2 separate regions of the Homo sapiens genome follow, and region 2 is linked to region 1. The links are chromatin loops, found by intact Hi-C in ENCODE. Cell type or tissue: ascending aorta. All regions are shown on one strand. Links, peaks and the distances in the headings refer to the core of each region. The heading gives the core; the rest is flanking DNA.

Evidence for each region. Peaks named below come from ENCODE experiments on the same cell type or tissue, not always from the same donor. Only the 100,000 strongest peaks of a DNase experiment are listed, where the experiment ranks them.
Region 2: it touches region 1 in a loop (2.2-fold over the local background); 8 of 110 quality-filtered maps call a loop at or near these places.

Annotation. Positions count from the first base shown.
Region 1 is chr11:36,504,913-36,517,105 of GRCh38, reverse strand. It overlaps TRAF6 (TNF receptor associated factor 6), which reads left to right and starts at 6,834. Exons shown (of 7, transcript NM_004620.4): 1 at 6,834-7,058. It also overlaps a transcript of RAG1 not described here. RefSeq lists an enhancer at 6,966-7,015. In ascending aorta, for the core only: a CTCF peak has its summit at 6,756 (motif pointing right); DNase peaks (open chromatin) are centred at 6,469, 6,795 and 9,052; H3K4me3 peaks cover 3,231 bases; H3K27ac peaks cover 2,915 bases.
Region 2 is chr11:36,588,797-36,600,989 of GRCh38, reverse strand. It overlaps RAG2 (recombination activating 2), which reads left to right and starts at 2,754. Exons shown (of 2, transcript NM_000536.4): 1 at 2,754-2,888; 2 at 6,795-9,047. The coding sequence starts at 6,822. The coding sequence ends at 8,405. IFTAP (intraflagellar transport associated protein) reads right to left here and starts at 6,488. Exons shown (of 6, transcript NM_138787.4): 1 at 6,398-6,488. RefSeq lists an enhancer at 6,442-6,581. In ascending aorta, for the core only: no CTCF peak of the experiment used is centred there; a DNase peak (open chromatin) is centred at 6,529; H3K4me3 peaks cover 1,687 bases; H3K27ac peaks cover 495 bases.

The DNA.
Region 1 (12,193 bases), core at 2,407-10,406:
CCACCAAGTTCAAACCTCAGTTTGGGACACTTCCTCCTGTCCTGCCTCAGATTCTCTCCTTTCGCTGCTGCTGCGAGAGCCTCCACACCTAGCAACCATCAGCAATATACACAAACCAGGCTTTTAAATTCAGACACTTCCTAAACGATAAACCTCCAATTGTTTCAAAATACAGATAAACCAAAAGCTTAAATATACGTTTTTGGGCCGGGTTCAGTGGTTAACACCTGTAATTCCAGCAGTAAGTAGCAAAGTCAAACAAAGGCACATGCTCCAACATAGATAAATATTTATTAGGTGAACATGTTAAGCAATAATACTGAAAGGACATGTAGGCATCCTTTTGCTTTATTTCAGGTTTGGGGTGATTTTAGTAATTTTCAAAAATGTGTCCAGAAGGGAAGGTACAAAGAGAATTCATAAGGTAGTACTTACTTCGGTGAATTAATCTGACTTTTAGCTCAGTTCAAAAACTGAATCTGCCGGCTGGGCGCGGTGGCTCACGCCAGTAATCCCAGCACTTTGGGAGGCCGAGGCAGGTGGATCACGAGGTCAGGAGATCGAGACCATCCTGGCTAACACGGTGAAACTCCGTCTCTACTAAAAATACAAAAAAATTCTCCAGGCGTGGTGGCGGGCGCCTGTAGTCCCAGCTACTCGGGATGCTGAGGCAGGAGAATGGCGTGAGCCCGGGAGGCGGAGCTTGCAGCGAGCGGAGATCGCGCCACTGCACTCCAGCCTGGGCGACAGAGCGAGACTCCGTCTCAAAAAAACAAACAAACCAACAAACAAAAAACACAACAGTGATTTTTACCACACCATGTGTCTGGGCACTAACTCGGCTCACAAGAAACATATAGGCAAATCAGACAAAAGCAATTCATTTGCATTAAAACTATAATTCACAAGTAGATCAGATACTTACATCCTCTGGCTGGTACATTTTTTCCCTCAAGGAAAGCAGTTAATTGGGTGAATTTATCATCTCAACATTGCTTGATGAACAGCGGCAAAATTAAGAACAAAACTGGCTCCAATGCAGTGGATATGTGCCCACCTTCCCCTTTCTTCAAAATTAAGAAAAAAATAGACTCATTCCTTTATCCAAGAGCAGGAAAAATGAGCGTGACCACAAAAAAAGCCTAGGTTTTTTATTGGATTTGGGGAAGACAACGGAGAAGGAGGGCACATATTTGTATTCCTTGCTAGTAGATGGGCTTTACCAAGGAAAACTCGTTGTCTTGGAAATTTTGGAGAACTTTTGTAGATTTCAATGTGATTTCTAAAACTAAACTTCTGCCTCCTGGTGGCTCAGACTCTGCTTCTAGCCTGGACAGTTGACAACCAAAGGTGCATCTCCAAAGCCTGCCATTACTGTGTACAGTCTCCCCGGGAGCCTCCCTGCACAAATCCACATGTCCACACACCTTCCCTTCCCTCTTTGTCACCCCCTCCCACTGCCCTGCCCCTCCACTGCTCTGAGCACTTTCCCTCATGTTGATGGAGTACGGTAGTGGGGAGGATGGAGAAGAGGGTGGAATGGTGGGGGCTGCTGAGAAACTTAGGACACTTACAGTGTATTTTAAGGCCAGAATCCTGTATTCAGAAATATCCTTTCATGTGCTTCTTTGGCTTCATTAACTGCTGGTAGCAATTGTAACATTTAACAACTCAAAGATTATGACATCAGGCCATCTCCAAAATGCCTGCCTTTGAAAATGGGCAACCAGGGGGAGATTTTGATCCAAGGCACCTCCTCCTCCAAACAGCTGCCACACTAGATCTCTGACCTTGCCTAGGTCCCATCATATCGAATTCCTCTTTCGCCTTTTAATTACCTCATTCTTTCTTGGTCTATACTTTCATAAAAGGTTAGCGTATCTACATTCTTATTCTTGCTTCTGGCACAAGAAAGATTCTGACTCTCAGGTGTTTTTGTCCAGATCGCATGTACCAGGTTGCGTTTCTTCTCTGAACACACAGTCTCCCCAGGTTGTGTCACCTCCTTAAAACAGCTGGGCACAGACACCTTCTGGAAAGTTTTGTGTCCCCTCAGGAGTATGCCCACTCTGATCTGAAGCCTGCTGCTTTAGTTCCTTCTCCCTGCCTCAACCACACTGACTTTAAGGCTCTGGATTATAAATGTAGCTTATTTCAGCTTTAGGGCCTTTGCAATAGGTGTTCCCTCTGCATGGACCACTCTGCTGAAAGATCTTTGCATGCAGAAACCATCACTCAGGTATTTAGTTTAAATCTCTCCTTCACAGATGAGTGGTGAGTGAGGGAATGAAGCTGCATCTGTATTTACAGCCACTCCCCATCCTCACATTACTGCCTGAGCTCCACCTTCTGCCACATCAGCTGTGGCATTAGATTCTCACAAGAGCACAAACCCTTTCGTGAACTGCACATGTGAGGGATCTAGGTTGCACACTCCTTATGAGAATTTAATGCCTGATGATCTGCCACTGTCTCTCATCACCCCCAGATGGGACTGTCTAGTTGCAGCAAAACAAGCTCAGAAATCCCACTGATTCTACATTATGGTGAGTTGTATAATTATTTCATTATATAGTGCAATGTAATGATAATAGAAATAAAGTGCGCAATAAATGTAATGCACTTGAATCAACCCAAAACCATCCCTCTGCCCCACTCTGCTCTGTAGAAAAACTGTCTTCCAAAAATCCACTCCCTGGTTCCAAAATGTTTGGGGACTGCTGCACTGCTGTATCTCCTGGGCTAAGAACAGTGCCTAACACATTCTATTAATTATCTATTGCTGTGTACCAAATTACCCAAACTTTAGAGCTTAAGACAACATTTATTATATCACAGTTTTTGTAGGTTCCAGCTTAGGGTCTCTTGTGAGATTGCAGTCAAGATGTCATCTGATGGCTTGACTGGGGCTGGAAGATCCACTTCCAGGATGACTCACTCACAAGGCTTTGGCAGAAAGCCTCAGCAATCGTCTGGCTATTGGCAAGAGGGCTCAGTTGCTCAGCAGCCTTTCTAAAGGGCTACTTGGGTGTCCTCAGGACAGGGCAGGGCTTTTCCCTCATAGCAAATAAGAGAGAGCAAGACAGAAGCTACAATGTCTTCTATAGCCCAGTCTAGGGAGGCACATTCCGTCATTTCCACAATATCCTGTTTGATATGGTTTGGCTCTGTCCCCACCCAAATCTCATCTTGAATTGTAGCTCCCCTAATTTCCACGTGTTGTGGGAGGGACCCAGTGGGAGATAACTGAATCACAGGGGCAGTTTCCCCCATACTGTTCTTGTAGTAGTGAATAAGTCTCACAAGATCTGATGGTTTTATAAAGGGAAACCCCCTTCACTTAGATCTCATTCTCTCTCTTGTCTGCTGCCATGTAAGACATGCCTTTTGCCTTCCACCATGATTGTGAGGCTTCCCCAGTCATGTGGAACTGTGAGTCCATTAAACCTCTTTTACTTTATAAACTACCCAGTCTCAGGTATGTCTTTATCAGCTGTGTGAGAACAGACTAATATACTGTTACATGAGGCAGCCCTATGTATTGTGGAAGCAAACTACACGTGGGCATAAATACCATCTTCAAGGCAGGCTGCCACACACACTTATAATGGTTGTTCAATAAGTGTATTTTGAGCTAATGAATTGTGTCATAATTTTATAATTCAACTTGTAGAGAGCCATCTTATTTCCAAATGTTTGGGGAAGTTTTACCTTCCCAACTCTACCTTCAGCTGTGTAAAACTATTTCCTATTTCATTTTTCAAATAGGATGTGAGAAACAGCAACCCAGGAATGATATTGTCTTAGTTCAATCTGTGCTGCTATAACAGCATAACACTGACTGGGTAATTTATAATGAACAGAAATTTACTGGCTTAGTTCTGGAGGCTGGGAAGTCCAAACTCAAGGGGCTGGTATCTTGCAAGAGCCTTCTTGCTGTGTCATCCTATGTTGGAGGGCAAAGTGAAGGCAAGAGAGAAAGAGATGGAGAGAAAGACGGGGCTGAACCAAACTTGTCCCTTTATAAGGAACCTACTCCCAGAATAACGAATTCACTCGCATGATAATGGCATTGATCCATTCATGAAGAGTGTCCTTCCACGACCCAAATGCCTCTCATTAGGTCCCACCTCCCAAAACCACCACATTGGGGATCAAGTTTCCAACGCATGAAATTTAGGGGACGCATTGAAACTATAGAAGATATGGAGACTATATCTTTATTCATGTTTGATTTACTTATAAGGACAACTGGACAAAATATTTTAAATTATTAGGTTGGTACAAAAGTAATTGGCATTTTTTCCATTAAAAGTAAAGGCAAAGACCACAATTATTTTTGCACCAATCTAATAGCAGCTTTTCAGGAAACCTGATCATTGTGGTTGCTATATATAGGTAACTTTACTAATAGGAATATTCAATTATTTCCATCTGCGTAGGACTTCCTAGTTTGCAAGGTATCTTTCCATATGACCTCATTTGAACTCATAACAGCTCTGAAAAGAAGACAGGATAGATTTCATTACAACTCTATAGATAAGGACATCTGACCAGGTCCCAATTTCAATGAGAGTCAGAAGCAGGAGTAGAACTTTGGCTTTCTTATTTCGAGTATCAGGAAAGAATTCAAGAAAGAACTGTGCATAAAGTAGGCTTAGCTATGCAGCAGAAAAGACAATCCCAATATCTCAATGGCTTAAAATAACAGGCGTTTGTTTCCTGCTCTCGTAAGTCCAATGCAGGTGGATTGACTTTCCAAGGCAACTGCCCTTCATACATCAACTGAGTGATACATCTCTTCCCTCTTGTAGTTGCCCTTTGCTCCTTGGTTGCACACAGGGGAAACAGTCTTGCAATGAAAATAAAACGCTTTGACCTAGGAATGATATGCATCCTTCTCGTCATAGCTCACAGGCCAGAACTAGTCACGTGGCCCTGCCTGATTGCAAAGGGAAATGGTATTTGTAAGTTTCCTGTGTGCCCAAGGCATGGATGAGCACTAAAACTCTCTCCTATATTGAATAAATTGGATTTGAAGGAGTAGGAAAAGGCCCCTTGAGGGCACTTATGAAAACAATGTAAAGAAACATACACAGAACACCTAATCTTTTTGAAAGCCTGGTGCTGGAGTCTCTCACAATAGATTTTTATTATTTTATACTGACAAAAGCCTGGTAAGGTAGACATTATCCCCTTTTTTATAGTTTTTGGTCATTGTAGTTCATGGAGGTTATGTAACCTGCCCCAGAGCTCACACTAAGAAGTGGAGGGAACTCTGATTCTCTTGCTCTTCCTTTTCTCCAGCTCTCAATTTCATATAATGATCTTTTCTTCCATCCCATAAGAGATTTAATTTTTAAGAGGAGCTTCTAGGGAGGGATACACAAAGGCTGGCAATGTTTTATTTTTTAAAGCTGGGTGGTGAGCACACAGATGTTTGTGCTCTTTTTATGTCTTAAGTGTTTCAAAATACAATCTTTTAAAAGGGGGTTGACAGAACCTGAGAACCAGTGATAAATTCTTCTTAAAAAGAGAAGCATTTTTAATGAATATTGGCAGCCAGAAAGTAGGACATATAGTATTGGTAACATTTATTGAGCCCATACTATGTCCTAGTTTTGGGTTTATTTGTTTGTTCGTTTGTTCCTTGAGACAGGGTCTCACTCTGTCACCCAGGCTGGAATGCAGTGGTGCAATCATGGCTTACTGTAGCCTTGACTGCCAGGGCTCAAGCCATCCTCCCACCTCAGCCTCCAGAGTAGCCGAGACTACAGATATGCACCACCACACCCAGGTAATTTTTAAATTTTGTGTAAAGATGGGGTCTCACTATGTTGCCCAGGCTGGTCTCAAATTCCTGGCCTCAAGTGATCCTCCTGCCTTAGCCTCCCAAAGTACTGGGATTATAGGCATGAGCCTATTTGTGCCTGGCCAGATAGTTTTAAATAATTTCTTTACATATTTTATCTCATCCTTCCAACAACCCTGTGAGGTAGATACTATTATTATCCCCATGTTAATACGAGATGAGAAAACTGAAACAAGTACAGATTAAGTATTTTACCTGAATCACACATTTATTGTAGGAAAAACCGGATTGGAACCAAGCATTCTGGCTTCAGGATACATACGCATGACTACTATCCTGGAAAACCTCCCCTAAGAGGTGGACGATGAACCAAATATGCAGAGGTGGATGAAACTCTTTTGTGCTTCTCCAGCAAAACGCGTGGTACATTCTCTAGACGTTTATGACCAGTTAAACAGGGAATTTAAAATAGTTTTCCCATGACAGAGAAAGACAAAGCGCTGGTGTTCTTGGCAGGAAATTCAAAGAAATATTTAAGGCAAGGGCTGACTCCCTTGGACCGGATGAAGGGGAAGAGCAGGTAATAATAGAGGGTTCTATGGATCGCAGAAACTTCCTGGGCAAGGAGGGTGGAGCTGGGGAGGGGTTTAAGAATTCCTGAAGGTCAAGCGATCTAGCCCAGCTGGGGTTTTCTCCTGCTTGGAGAGGGGTGCTATAAAAGCGCAGTTTGGGATTACTACTGTCGCCACTGCTCACCAAATTAAGTTATTCCGGGAGGGATCTTCTCGTCGCCATCCTCATTCCAACACACACCCATTGACACACTCGGGTTCGGCTGTGCGGTGCAACGAATTCCCAGGTGGGACACCCGAGCAGGAAGAAAGCCAGGCTGCGGGGCTGGGGGCGCCGCCCGGCCCGCGCCACAGTCCGCCTGGAGGATCACCGCCAGGGGGCACTCTCTCCGAACTCGGCCGCTCTGTCTCCTCCCCGGCGCGCTCCCTGCCCCTCGCTCCCCGCAGCCAGCAGAGAAGGCGGAAGCAGTGGCGTCCGCAGCTGGGGCTTGGCCTGCGGGCGGCCAGCGAAGGTGGCGAAGGCTCCCACTGGATCCAGAGTTTGCCGTCCAAGCAGCCTCGTCTCGGCGCGCAGTGTCTGTGTCCGTCCTCTACCAGCGCCTTGGCTGAGCGGAGTCGTGCGGTTGGTGGGGGAGCCCTGCCCTCCTGGTTCGGCCTCCCCGCGCACTAGAACGGTGAGTCTCCTTCAGGCGCCTCCTCCTGGCGGCCGCCGCCTCGCTTCCCAGCGGTCAGGGACGCCGCCCCCCGCCCCTTCGCTCTCGGCAGGTCGGGGACGCAGTCCCTGTCCCCTCGCTTCCCACCAGTCGGGGACGCCTCCCCTGTCCCTTCGCTTTTCACAGGTCAGGGACGCCGCCCCTACCCGCTTGCTTCCCACGGGTCGGGGACGCCGCCCCTGTCCTCTCGCTTCCCGCTGGTCGAGGACACCGTTCCCTGCCCCTCGCTTCCTGCAGGTCGGGACGCAGCCTCTGTCCCCACGCTTCCCACAGGTCGGGGACACCGTTCCCTGTCCCCTGACCTCTGCTCCCCAGGCCTCCTCTTCCTCGCTCATTCCACCCCCTAAAAAACCCCGCGTCGCCTTACTCAACCTCGCTCCCCTCAACTCCGCTTTTTCCCCTTCCCAGATAAGGAAATTGCCTCCTGCAGTTGTCCGCTCCTTGGAGCAAACACCTGCTTAAATTTTTAAAAAATCCTTTACGTTCCTGGCGACTCCGGCTGTCACTGTCATGGGAAAGCTATTTTTGGATTCCCTGTTGAACTCTATAGAAGTCTCAGGCAGCGAGTTTAAAAAAAAAAAAAGGCTCAGATGACACGAATGTTTTCTCCCCCGCCCCTAAACTCGGTAGTTCGAGCGATTGTTCCAGACGCCGGGTTGATAAAGCTGTTCCTAGTATTTGGCTTAAGGGGAACTCCAGCTGAGTTAGGACTGTCTTGAATGTGAACAGAAAGCACCTAAATAAAGTATTAGCAGCTTCGCTGTATGGTATTTAATTGTTTCTTTCTCTGAGAGCAGATTACTATTACTGAATGTCTTGTTACACAGGTTCCATGTAGAAACGAGAAAAACTGGTAAAGAAATTCTGTGTTGGCCTTGTGAACTTGGCCGCTATCATTTCATTCATTCTCCTTTGATTACTAGGGAAGGGAGAGGGGCTTTTCAAATTTTGAGGTTGAGTGTATAGGCAGGAACAATGTGGCCTCTTTTGTGACTCTAGGAAGGAGTCCGGCATGTGGTGGGTACAGGATCACATCAGAGTTTCAGCCTGCATGCACCACAATATTTCAGAATTGTAACATGAGCTCTTCTCTGTGATAAATTTGGGCATGTGATGCCGGTAAACTTTTGGACACTTAGATTTGGAGAGAAGTTCAAATCCTTGCCTCCTGGAGCAGAGTAAATAGTGCCCAGGAAGGGGAATGCCCCTTGAATTTGGATTCAAAGTTAAGGCACAACAGTTGAGTATTTTGCAGCATCTCTTGGCCATTGGAGTACATTTGTAGGTCTTCACACTTTAGAAATTTAAGAAGCTGGTAAACAGTTTCTGTTTCTAAAGCTAGTAGCACATTAAAGATAATTTCTCATATTTTCTTTACATGGTTTTACTTCAATAAGTTACATGTTTACTCGTATGAATTTCAGTTGACTTAAAATTGACTCATTTAAGACATAACTTGTTGACTTCTTTTAACTTGGCACATACCTCCTTAGCATCTGCCTTGGAGGACAAACTTTTTGTGGATTATCCTACTTCCCCCTCCCCCAAGACATGTTACAGTATTCTCTTTTGATTATAATGTACACCCAGATACTAATTCGTGAATTTAAGTCTTGATTTATGACAAGGCTGCTTTCAATACTACTCATTTTACGGCTGAAATAAGTTAGCAGTAGTTAACGTTCCACAATCTTTAAGGTAGTGCTTATCATACTAGATTTCGCAACTGCAAAAGGGGATTACAGTCAGGACACTCTTAACATACAAGTTAAGGAACAATTTATACTTTGTTCCATCCCTTCATTAATTCCTGTAGAAAGCCACGTAAGTATACTAGAATAGAGGCTGTAAGAAATTTTTATTTTAGGCCTGGCATAATGGCTCATGCCTGTAATCCCAGCACTTCGGGAGGCTGAGGTGGGAGGATAGCTTGAGACCAGCCTGGGCAATATGGCAAAATCCTGTCTCTACAAAAAAATACAAAAATTAACCAGGCTTGGTGGCACACACCTGTAGTCCCAGCTACTTGGGAGACTGAGGTGGGAGGATCACTTGAGCCCAAGAGGTGGAGGCTGCAATGAGCCATGATCGTGCCACTGCACTCCAGCCTGGGCAATAGAGCAGGACCCTGACAAAAAAAAAAGTGTGTGTATATATATGTATATATATACACATATATAAAATACATGTATATATGTGTATATATACACATATATAATATATACATATATTTGTATATGTTTATATGTATAATACATGTATGTATGTGTATATATACATATATACACGCGCGTGTATGTATACATATATACACGCTCGTGTATGTATACATATATACACGCGCGTGTGTATGTATACATATATACACGCGCGTGTATGTATACATATATACACGCGCGTGTATGTATACATATATACACGCGCGTGTATGTATACATATACATGTATATATACGTGTATACACGTATATATACATATATACATGTATATATGCATGTATACACGTATATATACATATATACATTTATGTATGTATAATACATGTATATATATATACATTTATGTATGTATAATACATGTATATATACATATATACATTTATGTATGTATAATACATGTATATATACATATATACATTTATGTATGTATAATACATGTATATATACATATATACATTTATGTATGTATAATACATGTATATATACATATATACATTTATGTATGTATAATACATGTATATATACATATATACATTTATGTATGTATAATACATGTATATATACATATATACATTTATGTATGTATAATACATGTATATATACATATATACATTTATGTATGTATAATACATGTATATATACATATATACATTTATGTATGTATAATACATGTATATATACATATATACACGTATATACATTTATGTGTATATACGTATATATACAAAGCACTTTTTGTTCTTCTCTTAGTGTTAGTTATCGTTATAATTAAGTTAGGTGATTTTTCCTTAAGTCATTGCAGTTCTTAAAACTAAAGGGACAAAATGTTTTACCAAAGAAAGAGGAAACAAAAATGCTAAGTGGCAGTCAAGAATTGTTTTTAACTTAATTTTCCCTTTATGTCTAGTTACATGAAACTAAATACTGTGGACTTAAAGGATAACTATATGAAAAAGTTTATTTGGAAAATAGAAAGCTTCTGGATTGCATCTTAAAGCGTGGAAAGTAATGTGAAACTTGAAGGCAAATAGATTTTGAACATGCTCACTTTTATGTGTCACACTGCATTCCCACAGTGGAGTTCCTTTTAAGGAATTATAACTGATTAGACAGATTTTCTTAGGAACACATTAGCTATAAAAGGTCTCTTCAGACCTAAAGACCTTCAAGCCTTTTGAACTGGACTGGAAGCAGGCAGTGTATAGACTATCCAATAAACTATATTTTAAACTGGACATTTGGGCAGAAAAGAAAAGATACACCTAGCTTCATAATTTCTGCCTTTGTCTTGTGGCCAGCACTTGGATATATGTCCTACACCAAATAACAAATACTAATTTCTCAAAAGTGATTTTACTTAAAAAAAAAATGGTTCAAGACTGAAATATACCTGATGTTGTCAAGCGTAGAGAAAATGGACTCTTGCATATATACTGTGCTTGTGTGAGTGGAAATTAGAATGTCTTTGATACATATTAGATAACCAGCATTATCTATCAGAAAGCTTAAAAAGTTACATACCCTCTGATCCAACAATTCTACCTCTAGGAAATTTACCTAAGGAAGTAATTGGACACAGAAATGTACAGATATACCTCATTTTATAGCACTGGTTTTTTGCACTTCCCGGATACTTTTTTGTTTTTTTTTTTTAACATATTGAAGATTTATGTCAACCCTGTGTTGTGCAAGTCTTTGCACGCCATTTTTCCAACAGCGTGTGCTCACTTTGTATTTGTCTGTCACATTTTTGTAATTCTTGGAATATTTTAAACTTTATTATGTCTGTTATAGTGATCTGTGATCAGCGATCTTTGATGTTACTATTGTAATTGTTGTTTTGGAGTACATGCACCACACCCATATGAGATGATGAACTTAATAAATGTGAGAGCTCTGACTGCTCCACTGACCAGCTGGTTCCCTTACTGTCCCTCTCCTCAGGCCTCCCTACTCCCCTGAGACACAGCAATATTGAAATTAGACCAATTAATAATCCTACAATGGCCTCTAAGTGTTCAAGTAAACCAAAGAGCCACATGTCTGTCACTTTAAATCAAAAGCTAGAAATAATTATGCTTACTGAAGAAGGCACATCAGAAGTCAAAATGGGCCATTTAGCCAAATTGTGAATAGAAAGGAAAAGTTTTTGAAGGAAATTAAAAGTGGTACTCCAGTGAACTCACTAATAAGAAAGTGAAACAGCCTTATTGCTGATATGGAGAAAGTTGTAATGGTCTGGATGGAAGATCAAACTAGCCACAACATTTCCTTAATCCAAAACCTAATCCAGAGCAAGGTCCTAATTCTCTTCAATTCTGTAAAGTTTGAGAGAGGTGAGGAAGCTGCAAAAGAAAAGTTGGAAGCTAACAGAGATTGGTTTATGAGGTTTAAGGAAAGAAACGCATCTCCGTAACATAAAAGTGCAAGATGAAAGAGCAAGTGTTGATGTAAAACTACAGCACATTATCTAGAAGATCTAGCTACGATCGTTGATGAAGGTGGCTACACCAGACAACAAATTTTCAGTGTATACTTAACAGCCTTTTATTGGAAAAAGATGCCACCTAGGATGTTCATAGCTACAGACAAGTCTATTCCTGGCTTCAAAATTTTAAAGGACAGGCTGATGACGTTTTTGTTAGGGGCTAATGCAGCTGGTGAATGTTGAGTTGACACCAGTGCTCATTTACACTTTTGAAAATCCTAGAGCCCTTAATAATTATACTAAATCTACTCTGCCTGTGCTTTATAAAGGTAACAACAAAGCCTGGATGACAGCGTATCTGTTTACAGCGTAGTTTACTGAATATTTTAAGCCCACTGTCAAGAACTGTTCAGGAAAGAGAGATGCCTTTCAAAATATTACTGCTCATT
Region 2 (12,193 bases), core at 2,102-10,101, 84 kb before region 1:
CCACAGACCACTGCAGCTGTGTTACCCTTGTCAATTTATGTAAACTTTTCTGATCCTGAGTAGTTTGAGTGTAAAAATAAAGGGATGGGGCTTGAGGTTGGCTTCCATCTTCTTTTTCCAATTATGTTTCCTTTTTTGTCCAATTACTAGGCCAGGATATCCCATTACTAAGTTTTTATTTTTCCCATAAGATAAAGGTTGTTTACTCTGTTTTACTCTGCCTCAAGGCTTAAAAATGGGCTGAGCAACTTATAACTGTGATTTCTTAATGAACTTCGAAGAACTTTTAAGAAAAGCTGAATGTGGGAAGAATGTAAGGCATGTTCATCTGCAACCAAAAGTTGCTTCATTCTACTATCATATATGTTCTTTAAGGCAGTAGTTCCCAACCTTTTTCGCACCAGAGACTAGTTTCGTGGAGGACAATTTTTCCATGGACCAGAGTGAGGGGGACAGTTTCAGGATGAAACGATTCCACCTCAGATCATCAGGCATTCGATTCTCATAAGGAACTCACAACCTAGCTCCCTCACATGCACAGCTTACAACAGGGTTCACACTCCAATGAGAATCTAATGCCACATAGCAGATCTGACAGGAGGCAGAGCTCAGGCAGTAAGGCTTGCCGGCCTGCGGCTCACCTCCTGCTGTGAAGCCCTGTTCCTAACAGACTGCTGACCGTACCTGTCCGTGGCTCAGGGATTGGCAACCCCTGCTTTAAGGGCAAGACCTGTGTCTGATTTTTTTTCTAATTCTCCACATGGCTTTGTACATAGTAGATGCTCAATAAATATAGTTTACTATTTTATATTTAGTTTCAATGCTGAGGACTTTTGGAGATCAGGAACCTTGTATGAGATCACTGTAAGTCTAATGCTCTCCTAATGGTATAGCAAGGACTTGGAGTCTTAAAACCCATTTTCAAATGTGCTACTAATTTCTAGTCTTGTCAAGAGACAACTAACCCATTCAGCAACTAATTGTTATGCTAAAAATTGCCTGTTTTTTGATGTTAGTAAAATCCAAAGGCTAAAACACATCTAAATCTATCCATGGTTTCTATTTTTGCATTTCTTATTTTGTATTTACAGTGAAGACATCCAATATATCAATTTTATGACAGTTGTCCTTATGGTTGCTGTAATTTCAAGTATCTTAATCATTATACAACACTTTATATAACACATAAATAGGTTAGGGAAATAACCCAATATCCTTTTGCAGATTAAAAAAATCATCACAGAAGGAACTAGAAGAGATGACGATGCTTTTTTAAGGATGGATCGACATTTCAAATGATGAGAATCAACCAATCAACTGAGCTACATACATCTGTTTAAAAAAAAATCAACCCTGAAAATATACACTAAAATTTTGCAAAAAATTAGTCACTTATGCAAATATATTTAGGTAATATATGTACATCTTCATCATTAGGTAAGATTTACTATGTACATTCTATAGACATTTTAATCCATTAATCCTTACAATAAGGTAGTTATTATTGCCATTTTAGAGATAAGAAAACTGACACTCAAAAAGGTCACAGAACTGAAACTCAAACCCAGATTTGCCTAGCTCTGATCATTACATTTTATCATCTAAGCCATATGGAAACTGATCAAATGACCAACAATAGTGGAAGGTTAGGTAAATTAGGTTGCATTTAGAAATTATGCTACTATTAGAAATTATAGGCTGGGCGAGGTGGCTCACTCCTGTAATCCCAGCACTTTGGGAGGCCAAGGCAGGTGGGTCACCCAAGGTCAGGAGTTTGAGACCAGCCTGGCCAACATGGCAAAACCCCATCTCCACTAAAAATACAAAAATTAGCTGGGTGTGGTGGCGTGTGCCTGTAATCCCAGCTATTCGGGAGGCTGAGGTAGGAGAATCGCTTGAACCTGGGTAGCAGAGGTTGCAGTGAGCCAAGATCGTACCACTGCACTCCAGCCTGGGAGACAGAGCGGGACTCCATCTCAAAAAAAAGAAAATAAAAGAAATTATAAAGGTAGTTTTTGCTATCAAGATCACTATGGAATATTAAACTCTTCCTTGGCTGAACACTTTGCATACATTATCTCATTTAATCTTTTCCCGACAACTTTTTGAAGTAAATATTTCTATTATCCTCATTTCAGAGACAGAGAAACAGAGGCTTAAGGATTAAGATGACTCTACCTGAAAAACAGAGGCTTAAGGATTAAGATGACTCTACTACCTGAAAAATAGCAGAGCTGGCAAAGAAAACCAGGTGAGCTTGACCCCAAAAGCCCATTTTCTTAATCATTACACTGTATTATTACTCAGTAGCTGCCTGATATAAAGTTGGTAGAGGGCCTCGAATAATTACAACTCCTTCCTTCTGAGCCTTGCATTAAAGAAAATGAGACCACAAAAGAGTACCTCAAAGTTAAAATGAATAGCACTGGTATTAGTGGTCTCTGCTTCAGGACAAATACTTTCTCATTTGATTCAAAATAGTGTTTATTTAAACCATAGAAACTATATGTATTTCTTCTGTGTTTTTCTAAAATGTTCTTAATTTTTAAAAATCAAGTTTTGCCCAGATTTCTTTTTATCTGTACAAATAGTGAATTGTGTTGCCATTGTTGCTAGTAGTGAAAGAGTTAAATCCTGAGGGTACACCCTGTTGGGTATCTCCCTCAACCATCTAAAGAAAGAAAAAAAAAGGTCACAGTCAGTTACTCCCATTAGATCAGTGTTCATAAGAACATCTGTAGGCACACATACACACTCTCTTTACAGTCAGCCTTCTGCTTGCCACAGTCATAGTGGGCAGTCAGTGAATCTTCCCCAAGTGCTGACAATTAATACCTGGTTTAGCGGCAAAGATTCAGAGAGGCGTGAGCAGCCCCTCTGGCCTTCAGGTAGGTCTGATACCTTCATTTCTACCAAAGCTAAAAAATGGGAGCCTATGTTAGTAAACTTTAAGGGAATGAAGATGCCACATTTTGGCAGTGTGTTAGTCACAAGTGGATTTGGTGTCTAGATAGGGAAGGGATGAGTAGAATTTGGAAAATGTGGGGCTTTCTGTTCTCTGGCTGCTTCAGGGATTTAATTATTAGGCCTTTAGAGCACTATTATTAATCTTCGTACATAAATCGTTCTCTGGCCTAAGACAGGAAGGAAGACCTAATCCTGGTTTTACTGCCAGCAGAAATAAAATAATATATGCCTCAAACCTGATTAACAGTGCAAGATACTGTTATTCACACATTAAATGCCTGAAGTTACTTACATGAGGTTACTTGCTACTCTGGAGCAATCAAGAAAACATGGCCAGCACGGATCAGCAAGATTTAATGTTTCACAGTACAGTATCTTTCTTTGGAAAAGAAAAAGTCAGTTCAGATATTAGGAACTATAAACCCAGACCTCATACTATGAGTCCTTTCATTATACTCAACTATGCCCTAGCATCAGAGAGAATAAATGAAAATCTCCCTGCTGAAGAATGTTAGCATGGGGTTGGGAAAATTGTATATATTTATTGGTCCTATATTTCTGTCCTTTACAAAGAATCTTTAATGTGTTGACCTTGAAGCCTCCCTCAGCTGAAGAACAGGATCTTATTCTTTTAAATCTGCCTGTTTTTATGTAGCCTATTAAAAGGAAAAGACTTCAGTAGGTTATTTTAGATATAGTATAATCATTTAAAAACTCTTTTTAAAAACCAAGGTGTGACTAATACAGTCATATTGAAACTATGGAAGAGATACAATGGTCTACTCCAGTGAAAAATATATTCAAGTTGATAAAGCAAAATTTCAAAAACCAAATGTGGCAAAATCATGTGAAAACACTTTCAATGTTCCTGTTTATTCTTTAAATGCATACATCATCTGGTTAAAGTGAGTAATCTAAAAATTAATTACTCACACTTGAACCATGTTACAAGAGGAGGTAATTCATCTTAGCAATAAGAAACTTTACCACTGTTTTTAGGGCCTTGAAATTATGAAATGAGCCAAAAGCAGAGCATCAAAGGGAAAACAGGTCAAAAGCCCTGTTTCAAAAATCTTTAGGGGCCTAGACTAAGCTACAAAAATGGACAATCCTCCTTATGTCTTGCCCAAGAAAATGTTTCTGTGTAATCTACAATAATCATGTTTTCACTTACGAGAAGCCACAATTCCTACAGCAACCTTAAAATGAAACCAAGAGGCGACAATAAAAACATTGCTTTAAAACAACTGTTCTTGAAAAATCCCTTTGGATCTGGAATCCATTACCACTGTATGGCTTGCCTTGTATCTCAATAACAGTCATCACAGGTGTTTGAAACAAGCAGGCCTTGGCTTTGGTGTTCCCCCCACCCAAAATGGGACAACTCTCTGATCATAATCACTCAGGCTGAGTGTAATCACCTACAGTTTTCTGAAGTGAGGGTCAATAATGTCTCCTTTTAGTTTCTATGAATAGCATTTTTCATAGTTGCTCAGATGCCTTCCCTCATGTAGGCTTGGGTAGGCCATGATATAAATAAAACACTGCCTAGATTATTTTATAAGCAGGGCAGTTTGCTGAATATACAACTGAGGGAGACAGGCTTGTTTTCATAACTTTGATAATAATCCTTCTGAGACACCATTTCCTCACCTGCTTTAATAACCCACCAGATAATTGTTGAAAGATCACCCCCTTACGAGTCTCCCAAGTAGACTGAAAATAATAACTACAAGAGATTATTTAGCAGTAAATTACAGCTGATCTACAGAAGTTCTTTAAAGCAAAAAAAAAAAAAAACAAAAAAAAAACACTACCATCTCATTAGAGTGACCAGAGATTCTAAATAGTCCAAGGAATCTTTGCAGGAGGAATAAAGATAAATTAGATAAATTATAGTATCAATTAACATTTATTGAGTGTTTATGTGCCAGGCACTGTTCTATGTGATTTACACGTGCTATCCCATTTATTTCTCAAAACAGCCCAGTGAATATATACCAAGATTATCCCCAGTTAGACAAAGGGTGACAAGAAGAATAAAATATTAACTATCTTCTGTTAATAAATTAACTACTACCAGCACCCTCATCATATATGTTTATCCAATTCTTTTAGTTCAAATGTTTATCTGTCTATACCCACTGACCTGATTCCCATATCCTAAAGCCCCTTCTCATCCTCTCCAACCTTATCAACTGCCATTACTGGCAGGTGCGTATGCACTAGACCTTATTTTTGGTAAATTTTAAAATAATCATAACTATCGTCTACTATATGCAAATCCCTGTTCTAAGTACTTTACGTATATTCAACTATTAATCATAACTGACATCAATATATGAGGTTGGTAAAATTATTATCTCAGTTTTCAGATGAGGAAACTGAGGCACACAGAGGTTACATAACTTGCCCAAAGTCATGTAGTTAGTGGCAGAGCCAGGATTTGAATCCAGCCAGTAAGCATTCAGAGTCCACACTCAGCCATTGTTTATACTGCTTTTGAAGCATATTAAGAATTAACTCTTAAAAGTCAAGAAATCTGTGCTATGTTTTGTTTCCTTTAACATTTGGTGCACAGGACATCACACTGCAAACACGGAGTGTATTCCACAACTCTCTAAGGTAAACAATAATAAAATAGAAATTTATCAAGCTTCCTTCATCTAGTAAATATTCTTTTTGTTGTAACACAAGTATGAAATTCTGAATAATTCAAACACTTCTATGCTTAGTCCCTGCTTACTTACTACAGAATTATTAAAGAATTACCCAAAAGTTCTTGGACTGGAAAGATGTGAAAAAGCCACTAACTCTATTTTCCTAGAATGAAGATGAAAAGAAGATGTGTTTAGGAACCTTCTCTGCTTCCCTAAAAGAACCCTAAAAACAGGAGTAAAAACAGTGAAGAAAACAAAGGACCTTCAAAGTGCACTCGTTAAAACCTAATAACTGTATTTCTATTACTAAATGTAGAAGTGGTAAACATCTTTAACAGGCAATGTCTCCCCTGCACTCTAGGGATTCAAAGATCCATCTTTCGGTTCTGTAAGACAGTCACGGCTTTTGTAACCTCGGTGCCCCCTTCAACCTCCCGCCCCAAGCACCTCCAGGGTCGTCAGGGGTGTAGTTTTGAGTCGCGCTCCTAAGCATCCAGACAGGCAGGACACCGTAACGACATCTCTGCCGGGAGTCCCTTCAGACTGCGGTCTCCAGGTAACCGCACTCCAACAGAAGCAGTTGTGCTTCCTATCGGGTCACCTGTTCAAAAGTCCCCAGGAGAGGCTCCAGCAATACCAGGGTAGCGGTTTGCCCGACACCGCTCCGGGCGCTGCAGCCTTCCGGCAACCCGGACGTTGGGTCGGTGTCAGCCACTCTCACCTCCCATTCCCTAGTTTTCCTCCTTTGCTCCCGTCTAGTCACTTCGCACCTTCGGCTAGTCTTTATTCACAGACACATTCCAGGAGTCCCCTCTCCCAGAGCAACAAAGACAGATTTCCAAAGCTACACATCCCAGAGAGAACGGATTCTTGGGAAATGTGGTTCTTTCAGCTGACGCATGGTGACTCTTTACGGAAAAGGACTACAATTCCCAGAAATCCTAGGGAGCATATAGTCCGTGGCTAAAACATGTCCCAGCTCCTTGGATGGAATGGCAGTAAAGGTTCTGTGGCTCTTTACTGACCTAACTCCTTGGATTTTCCTCATTCAGTCCCACTGCAAGCGTGTGGGAGGACTTAAAAAAATGCTATTCACATGTGAAGGAATCTAAATACGATGATTATATGAAGCGATCTCTAAGTCATTTTATTTTATAATTCTTTCAGACAAAAATCTACGTACCATCAGAAACTATGTCTCTGCAGATGGTAACAGTCAGTAATAACATAGCCTTAATTCAGCCAGGCTTCTCACTGATGAATTTTGATGGACAAGTTTTCTTCTTTGGACAAAAAGGCTGGCCCAAAAGATCCTGCCCCACTGGAGTTTTCCATCTGGATGTAAAGCATAACCATGTCAAACTGAAGCCTACAATTTTCTCTAAGGATTCCTGCTACCTCCCTCCTCTTCGCTACCCAGCCACTTGCACATTCAAAGGCAGCTTGGAGTCTGAAAAGCATCAATACATCATCCATGGAGGGAAAACACCAAACAATGAGGTTTCAGATAAGATTTATGTCATGTCTATTGTTTGCAAGAACAACAAAAAGGTTACTTTTCGCTGCACAGAGAAAGACTTGGTAGGAGATGTTCCTGAAGCCAGATATGGTCATTCCATTAATGTGGTGTACAGCCGAGGGAAAAGTATGGGTGTTCTCTTTGGAGGACGCTCATACATGCCTTCTACCCACAGAACCACAGAAAAATGGAATAGTGTAGCTGACTGCCTGCCCTGTGTTTTCCTGGTGGATTTTGAATTTGGGTGTGCTACATCATACATTCTTCCAGAACTTCAGGATGGGCTATCTTTTCATGTCTCTATTGCCAAAAATGACACCATCTATATTTTAGGAGGACATTCACTTGCCAATAATATCCGGCCTGCCAACCTGTACAGAATAAGGGTTGATCTTCCCCTGGGTAGCCCAGCTGTGAATTGCACAGTCTTGCCAGGAGGAATCTCTGTCTCCAGTGCAATCCTGACTCAAACTAACAATGATGAATTTGTTATTGTTGGTGGCTATCAGCTTGAAAATCAAAAAAGAATGATCTGCAACATCATCTCTTTAGAGGACAACAAGATAGAAATTCGTGAGATGGAGACCCCAGATTGGACCCCAGACATTAAGCACAGCAAGATATGGTTTGGAAGCAACATGGGAAATGGAACTGTTTTTCTTGGCATACCAGGAGACAATAAACAAGTTGTTTCAGAAGGATTCTATTTCTATATGTTGAAATGTGCTGAAGATGATACTAATGAAGAGCAGACAACATTCACAAACAGTCAAACATCAACAGAAGATCCAGGGGATTCCACTCCCTTTGAAGACTCTGAAGAATTTTGTTTCAGTGCAGAAGCAAATAGTTTTGATGGTGATGATGAATTTGACACCTATAATGAAGATGATGAAGAAGATGAGTCTGAGACAGGCTACTGGATTACATGCTGCCCTACTTGTGATGTGGATATCAACACTTGGGTACCATTCTATTCAACTGAGCTCAACAAACCCGCCATGATCTACTGCTCTCATGGGGATGGGCACTGGGTCCATGCTCAGTGCATGGATCTGGCAGAACGCACACTCATCCATCTGTCAGCAGGAAGCAACAAGTATTACTGCAATGAGCATGTGGAGATAGCAAGAGCTCTACACACTCCCCAAAGAGTCCTACCCTTAAAAAAGCCTCCAATGAAATCCCTCCGTAAAAAAGGTTCTGGAAAAATCTTGACTCCTGCCAAGAAATCCTTTCTTAGAAGGTTGTTTGATTAGTTTTGCAAAAGCCTTTCAGATTCAGGTGTATGGAATTTTTGAATCTATTTTTAAAATCATAACATTGATTTTAAAAATACATTTTTGTTTATTTAAAATGCCTATGTTTTCTTTTAGTTACATGAATTAAGGGCCAGAAAAAAGTGTTTATAATGCAATGATAAATAAAGTCATTCTAGACCCTATACATTTTGAAAATATTTTACCCAAATACTCAATTTACTAATTTATTCTTCACTGAGGATTTCTGATCTGATTTTTTATTCAACAAACCTTAAACACCCAGAAGCAGTAATAATCATCGAGGTATGTTTATATTTATTATATAAGTCTTGGTAACAAATAACCTATAAAGTGTTTATGACAAATTTAGCCAATAAAGAAATTAACACCCAAAAGAATTAAATTGATTATTTTGTGCAACATAACAATTCGGCAGTTGGCCAAAACTTAAAAGCAAGATCTACTACATCCCACATTAGTGTTCTTTATATACCTTCAAGCAACCCTTTGGATTATGCCCATGAACAAGTTAGTTTCTCATAGCTTTACAGATGTAGATATAAATATAAATATATGTATACATATAGATAGATAATGTTCTCCACTGACACAAAAGAAGAAATAAATAATCTACATCAAGTTTGACATGTTTTCCTGAATTACTTGTATGCATTTTCTTTAAGGATTTCCCCTCCCCATTATATGATGCATGAATGATGTGCCAAAGTCAGTCATTTGAACTAATTATTTGTGAGAATTTTCATGGAAAACTGGAGCCCATTGCTACTTAGTACTCTGGAAAAAGGAAGTGAGTAAGAATACAATAAGAAAGGACCACCAAATAAATCTCATGGAGAAGAATAATATTATTTCCCAAAATAATGTAAGTTTAAAGAATTTCATGACATTTACAGGCAGAAGATTTAAATGGAGGAAAAGAAATGTATTTGTGTGAGTGTGTGTGTGTGTGTGTGTGTGTGTGTAGTTAACATGTGGAGATTGCTGCCAGTGAATATTATAAAATCAGTGATCTTGCCAAGGTCTAATTAGACACTCGCTAGGATGAAACTAGTTAAAATGACTGTTAATTTTAAGGGTTCAAGACATCAGTTGATAACTAGATGACCTTAGAAACAAATGTCTTTCCTCCTGAAATATTTTCCGGAAAAAAAAATTTTCTGGAAAAACCTTATCTTAAGAGCTTCAGCCACAGTTACAGTGAAGACTCTTACTCCTCACTGAAAGTCTACAGTGTGTAAGGTACAACTAACAAATTTACGGGAAACATGAATTATGCAAGAGATGAAACGCTGGAGTACAAGTTCTTCTGCTGAAAGTTCCATGTCCCCAGATACTGAAATTAACTTTGATAAACTGAATCATATTCACTCTGTTTCAATAATGTTGCTCGCTGAATATTCCTGTTGAACAATTGTTGCACATTGATTTGATCTTTTGTTGTTTCCATCACCTATATAAAAATAATAAAATATAAAAATCTTCTATTTATATTGATTTACTCTAATTATTAAGATATGTTACCTAAATAACGGCAAAATTAAACTAATTTTTTCAGGATCACTCCACTTTGATTTTTTTTTCTATTTGTTAGTAGAAAATGGCACAAGTTGGAGCGAAAATATCCTTTACAGAGTCCAAAAGTGAAATTTCCCCAAGGAGTAGGTATATTCTCTCTTCTTGATTTGTCTGCAGTGATTTGGTGGCTAAAGAATTATTACCACATATTTATTTTGTAGCCAATGAGATCCAGATATGGTAATCTAAGTGATTCAGTTGTGAACTCACTGAATTTCATAGTCAAACTCAGATCTCACCAGTATAGCTGCTTTTGGGGGAGGGTGTGTGTGTGCGTGTGTGTGTGTGTGTGTGTTTCAAGAGCATGCAGATTGGTTATACAGATTATATATTTGAGTACAATTAAGTCTTTTTTATGTCATCTCAGCAATCAGTTTATTCGATGTGACTTTAAGATAACGGTCACTGCTTTTCAAATAAGCTGATGCAAACATTCAAATGAGCCGTGTTAGAAGAGCAGACACCTATTTCAACAATATTGCCTTTGCCTAAAATGTTTCAGGGACTCACATTTCAATCAATCACCTTCAGAATCCATGATTCATTCCCTTGAAGATGTTCAACAGCTGTACCTCTTTCTTCATTAAAGATGGATTTAATTTCTGGAAACAGACAAGTGTCATTTGAAATCTAGCAGAGTGAGATTTTCAGTATTACACTACCACTTTAGGTCAAAAACAAAGTGTGAATACAAGCTAACAAAATGGATTTTCTGATATGGCTTATGAATGGGTTTTAAAGGAAAGTCTCAAAATTGTTTGCACAAGACTACAGGAGTAGTATCAAGAAATAAGTATATGACTTCCCAGGGTAATCATTTTAGGGGACTATACACATCTCTAAGTACAGGTGAGTTCAATGTGTTAGGGGAAAGGGAAAGTGTAAAGAAAAAGAAATTGTTATTCCAAAGGCTCTGGGGAGAGATGAAGCTTGCTACTTTTGAAGAACTGAAAGGTCAGCCTGGTTAAAACACAGTAAACAAGTAGGGGTGGAATGGCATGAGCCCAGAGAGGCAGGCAGGGGCCAGGGATCCAATTTTTCATCAGTAAAATAAAATCATATTCTGCTCTGCCCATATAGTAAGCAGTTATAAGGGCCAAGCACATTATTATAAACTGAAAAATAATGTATACTCTTGTTATACTTGTGTTCAAAAACATAGTTTCATTATTCTCTATCATTGTGAAATAAATCCAGACACTCTGAGTAAAAATTATTTAAGAGGGTATTTGCCAGAGATTTTACCATAATAAACATACATAATACACATTCCAACTGACAAATACAAAATCTAGATGACACATCGTCAAGGACTACATAAAAATATTTTAGGTAGCCTGATGGGAGGAAGACTAATGGTCTTGAATTATGGTTAATAAGAGGATTAATAAAACAATCTAGATTAGAAGATATAATTGATGGTATGTGATCTCATCTTGCATTGAAAGTCAAATTATAAGATCAGATTTGTCAGAAATAATACTCTTTTTGGTAGACCATAAATTGATAAAACGAAGAACTTGAAGTTTGGTAAAGAGATAAATCACTCATTTAGCATAGTATGAACGGTCCATTGACCTGTTCCCTCCTGGCTTATTTCTTAGCCCCACTACTCACTTCGCACTTTATACTCAATTTCCAAAATGCCAAACTGATAACACTCCTAGTGAGTACCCCTGGTTGTTTCAAACCCCAGGGCCTTTGAGCAAGCTGTTCCTTCTGCAGAGAATACTTTCCCTCTTGCACTTTGCAGCTCCTGCTAATGCCCTGGTCCATCTGGCCCAGTTCTATTCACTCTTTACATCCTAGTTTAGATACCTCCTCCCTCTAGAAGCCTTCTCTGAACCCACTATCTTTTACAGCTTACATACTCAGGGTGCAAGAAATAAACCTGGCTGTATTTTTCTCTAACTCAGCTTACATTGTATTATGCATCTCTTTGACTGTATGCTGGAAATACAATTTCAACAATTTTAGAGTTCTACCTATTTTTACCCAACCTTTCATCCAAGTTCCAGGGAGAAATATAATGCTGAGTTGTCAGGAGAGGGGTGAGGAAGGGTGAAGTGTCTGGTCCTTAGGGTCATCATTCCTCCTCATTAACTTCAGCTACAACATCCATTGCCATTATCAGACTTGGAGGATGATCCTGAATTGCAGCCCAGTCTTCACTGCAAGTCGTCCTTATG